2 separate regions of the Mus musculus genome follow, and region 1 is linked to region 2. The links are chromatin loops, found by intact Hi-C in ENCODE. Cell type or tissue: gastrocnemius. All regions are shown on one strand.

The links. A loop is a pair of places that touch in the nucleus more often than their neighbours do. Peaks named below come from ENCODE experiments on the same cell type or tissue, not always from the same donor. Only the 100,000 strongest peaks of a DNase experiment are listed, where the experiment ranks them.
Region 1: it touches region 2 in a loop (5-fold over the local background); 21 of 42 quality-filtered maps call a loop at or near these places.

Annotation. Positions count from the first base shown.
Region 1 is chr12:4,106,310-4,108,809 of GRCm38, reverse strand. Dnajc27 (DnaJ heat shock protein family (Hsp40) member C27) reads right to left here. Exons shown (of 7, transcript NM_153082.4): 7 at 1-2,008. The coding sequence ends at 1,876. Among named protein-coding and RNA genes, the nearest start is that of Dnajc27, 25 kb to the right of the region's middle. In gastrocnemius, a CTCF peak has its summit at 1,260 (motif pointing left); a DNase peak (open chromatin) is centred at 1,244.
Region 2 is chr12:4,207,683-4,210,182 of GRCm38, reverse strand. Adcy3 (adenylate cyclase 3) reads right to left here. Exons shown (of 21, transcript NM_138305.3): 15 at 1,522-1,606; 16 at 720-878. It also overlaps a transcript of Cenpo not described here. Among named protein-coding and RNA genes, the nearest start is that of Cenpo, 25 kb to the left of the region's middle. In gastrocnemius, a CTCF peak has its summit at 1,193 (motif pointing right); a DNase peak (open chromatin) is centred at 1,199; H3K4me3 peaks cover 179 bases; H3K27ac peaks cover 250 bases.

The DNA of each region.
Region 1 (2,500 bases), 100 kb after region 2:
GACCTGAGGGACCCAAATGGGAACACTAAAGCCCCCTGCTGTAACTGCTCTCCTGCCCATGTGGTTGAACGAGGCGCAGCCTGGGCCCCGCACTCAGGCTGACAGCACCACACACACCTCTCATCCTCATGACTCCCACTTTCTGTTCCAGGAGCAGCTGGATAATCAGATGTGCTAGGCGTGAGGGAGCCTCAAGCAGAACTGAGGCCCATGAGAACCATGAGGTGGAGCTCAATCACCTCAGAAGCTAATTCAAGCCACGCAGCCGTATGCTAATACAGCCGTATGCCAGACCTCTTTATCCTTTTATACACATCTGAGTTCACTAAGAACAACATTTTAAAGCTCAGAGCAGCTGCGCAGAGCACAGCCATGCAAAGTGAGGCCACTATGGAGAAAGGAAAAACCCAGAGGACTACAAGGGTTTAGACAGGAAGCCAAGAGCTTGTCTTCTTAGGCAAGAGACATGTTATCTGGCAACCGTTATGGGATAGGTATTTAAAAGTCATCCTTTGAGTTCCAGGTAGCACAGGTGGCTGCAGCTCAAAATAAGAATACCAGAGTTCAGAGGGATGACAGGAGTCGAGCAACATGAGCCCAGCTCCATCAGCTCCATCCAGTCCTGTGGACCAGGCAGGGGCAACAGCACGAGAAAGGCTTCTCTCTATGCAACATGAGTTTTCATACTTGTAATTTTAAAATACTATTCAGAAATTTGGAGTCCAAGCAGAAACTGTAGGGATTCTGCCCCACACAGGCCCAAGACGTCCCAGTGTGCCCCAAATGGATCCTACTTATTTCAAGTCAGCTGAGCCCAGGGCAAGAGGAAAGGCCATGGCAGATGTGGGATGTAACAAAGAGTGGGGCGAGAGGAGAGCAGAAGAAAGAGACGGGTCTGTGGAAGAGGGCCCGCCTGCCTCTCCCACCACCTGTGGTGAGGACTGAGGACAGGGACGAGTCTCATGCAGGGTCCCTCCTAGTGCCCAACATGCCTGAGCTCAGGAAAGGCCCAAGCTGGCCTTTCCGTCTGAATGGTGTGACTGAGCGCACACTCCCAAGTGACCCACAATGCGCCCTCTAAGAGCTTCTGTTCTGGTGTCGGGCCCCTCATTCCCAGGGACACAGCATCCTTGCTGCTTGATGCTAGCAACTATTTCTAGGGCAGAGCAAAGGCCTGGGATCCGGGATGAGCTTCAGGTTCTCCAGCTCCTGTGGCTGGCACTGCCTCTCTCTTAGCACTGGCTTGTCTCCCCCTGGTGGCTGGAGAAAGAACAGAGTCAGTGTCCTAAAAGGGCAGATAACAGTGCTAGCTCACATCACTCTTCTACAAGGTTGCCTGTTTTTCTTTGAAAGTCTTGCCAAGTAATTCAATCCAGACTGGCCTCTCTCTTGCAATACTCCTGCCTCATCCTCCACCATCTCTGGCTACTAACTGTACAGGCTGATGGTTAAAATACTAACCAGGAAGCCGCTTAGTGGGGTGCAGGCTCCCGGGGGCCAGGCTCTTTCTCTCTCCTGTTGTTATTCCTTTCTCTGATGGTGGGCAGATGGATGGATGGAGGGTTGCTGGGAGGAAGAGCAGGTGGGTCACAGTCATGGACTTTCACAGGTGAATGCATAAGCGATGACACAATGACAAACACCTAGTTATCTGGCAATAAGAAATGAAGTGCATAAGAGATGTGGGGTTATCTCTCACACAAAAGCGGTCATCTCACTGAGAAATGGCCACAACATGGTAACAGGCACCCATACTATTAACTTACACATGAGGGAACACAACAGTGAGCATTCGTGAAGGAAAACTCCATGTTGGTTATTTCACCTCAAGGGGAGTCTGTTTGCACTTGAGCTCGCTTGTAGTTTCCTCTGCCTCTACTTGATGTTTTTCAGGAGGGCTGTCCGGGCATTCACAACTGCTTTGAAGGCATCTTCACTGCCTGGTGCTACACACTTGTCCGGGTGAAGCAGCACAGCCAGCTTCCGGTAGGCCTTATTAACTTCCTCCCTGCAAAGAGCAGACAAGCTCTGTCAGTGACCAGGTTGGCCCCAAATCCTGCATCTGGACACTACACATCTCCCATGGAATTACCTCCTTTTCTCAAAGGTAGGACTAAAAGAATAGAAAATAACAAACAATGGGTTGCATACAAGTAAAAAATACAGTGCAGGTTGAGTCTAGGAGACAGTCAAAGAAGGATCAAGGGCAGCCTGGCATCTCTACACATGTAAGAGGCACAGAGCAAGCAAGCCTTTGCTAACTGAAGGAATGAGAACCTGGGAGCCAGAAGTAATCCCTCAGGAGAGGCTTCTAGAAAAGGAACTTGTGATTAGTATGGGGTGGGGGCTTCGGAGAACTGGGGAAGGAAACAGTAGAGAGGCCGTTTCCCAAAGCTGAGAGACAGGGAGATGACGACCACAGCAGCCCAGGCCTGAAAGCAAAGGTTCAGCTGGAGGCAGCTGTGAGCACCACCAAGGGAAGAGAGCTTATACAGCATGA
Region 2 (2,500 bases):
CAAGGTCAGCCTGGGATACTGCTGTGCAAACGGGAGGACCAGGGTTGAGTGCATGGGGAGTAGAAGCCAGCTGGCTAGTCACACTAACAGAGAGCCACAGGTTCTGCAAGAGACACTCCTTCCACATATTGGGACAAGCAGTAAAGAACCTTCAGCCTCCATGTGAACACATGCATACACGCGTGCATACACCTCACAGAGAAGGTCCAAGCACTCGAGAGATGGCTGCCTGGTAGGATGGTGAACTACGGGAGCTTCGGTTGGCCTCACAGGATGTGTGTACTCAACTGTTTGAACTCAACTTTGAATGGTTAGAATGAGAAGCACTCCTCCATGGCCCCTGCATCTGTCCCTGTCCTGCCTGCCTTTGGTGATGGACTGCCTGCCTGGAAGTGTAAGATGAAATAAACCCTTCCTCCCCAAGTTGCTTATGGCCACGGTGTTTCATCCCAATAACAGAAACCTCTCCAGGGAAGGTGAGTGGGGTGGTCAGCCACCTTGGTTTGAGAAGGTGTTATTGGCAGGAGGGGCACTCTGGTTCTGTAGGGGGTCCCGAGATGCAGCATACCAGCAATATTGTGTAGCAGAGACCCTGGGAATATCTCTTGGTTTGTTTCTGGTTATGTCCAGCCATACTTGGACTTCCAATCCCAGTTTTAAAGGGACCTTGACTCAGTGCTCCTCAGAGAAAGAATAAGCTCCACATGACATCCTCTTACCTCATCTCTCTTCTTGGACCCCAGAAAATGGCGTGCAACATGCTCAGGCAACATGTTGGTGACCAAGGCCTCGTTCCATCGGCGCATCTCGTAGACACGTTCTTTCTGGTCATGGACCTCAATCTTCCACAAGAACAGTGTTCGGGCCAGTTTTTCCACCTACAACATAGGTCAGGTGAGCTGTGTGCTCTAAAGCCATCCAGTGGAAAGGTTTAGAACGGGGTATTGAATATCGTGTAGGATAACACTGGAAGGAGGCCACTAAATGACAGAAGAGCTGCAAGGAGTCACCTAATCAAAATGACATCCCACAGTTGCATTAAGGACCTGGGCCTCTTGATACAGTAGAGATCCAAGCTGGGCTGGGGCGTAGGGGTCACAAAGAGGGTTCTGCCAGAACCAGGAGGCATCCCCATCTCTAGCAGCTCCATTTATGAAGGGATCTGAGGGAGCTGTACTTTCCTGGCAAACCACTTGGGGGCATCCAAGCTAACTGTCCTTGTATGGATACTTCCTCTTTACCGAACAGAACTTCATTAGGGCCTTTCCCTTTCTCTTCTGACTCCAAGGCTAGCATTTCAGTGAACACCCCCATCACCCATACCCGGGTGAGTGCAGAGGCCTCGAGCCTGCCTAGGGTCATCCTGGAGGAGGACAGAGGAAGAAGCGGGGCACAGCAGAGCTGGTGCATCCCATGGGCCATGTTAGGTGAAGGAGCTGCTGCTTGTTAGGTGCCTGGGCTTCTGAGTTCTAGGATAGCTTGCTGGGAGGCCCTTACCACAGAAGAGGGTGTGGCACTTACGTGGCGCGAGAAGTAGTAAAAGCTCAGCATCATGACGAACATCATCACAGTCATGGAGTACTTGGAAGGCACCAGGGGCAGCCTGCTGGACAGACGGGAGGGACCGTGAAGTGCGCCTTTGCCCCCCTCCAGCTGTGCTATTCACAATCAATCAATCGATCACGGTGGGGGGGGCTTCAGAAGCTTCCCCACCTCAGTTCCTCTCCTAGTCCCCCCCCCCCCCCTCCGCAGCATGTGACTAGGCTTGGACTTGGAATCAACAGCAGCCCTAGCTCCCCTGGCTACAGGCCATTCACACTAACCTGTTCCTCAGATGCTTAGCATCTGACACATCCAAGATATAGGATCTAAGATATACACTGTAGGATTTTGAAGAAGAGACTCCCTAGCAATGGGACCAGGCTACAATCTTGCTGTGGTGCCTTTCTAACTTTAACCATAGTTTTATGTGGACTTAGAGTTAACTTCCATCACTGTATACAACTCTGCTACATGAAGAGGCCATTTTATCTGTTACCACTGATGTCCTTTGTAATATGGATGACGAGGCTACTAGAGATCTTCTCGCATGTCTACCGTGGGGTATATATGTATGTATGAACTTCTCTAAGACGTATATAGAAGTGGAGTTTCAGGGCTATTATGGGTTTTAGAGTTTTGTTTGCGATAGGATCTCATGTGTCCCAGGCTGGCCTTGAACGGTTGCCCTCCTGCCTCCATTTCCAGTTTATGCCGTTTGGGGAGCCCCAGGCTTTTTCCATGCTAAGGCAAGCATTCTACCAAATGAGCTGTATCTCCAACCCCATAGGTCTATTCCTAACCAAATCCAAATGGCTAAAACTATACCACCACCAAGAGTGTATGAGTTAACACTGACCTTAATAACAGCTTGAAATTTTTGCCACATTGGTGGGGTATAGTGACAGTTTGTTATGGCTTTAATTTGTGTTTGTGTTTTGTTTTGTTTTGTTTTGTTTTG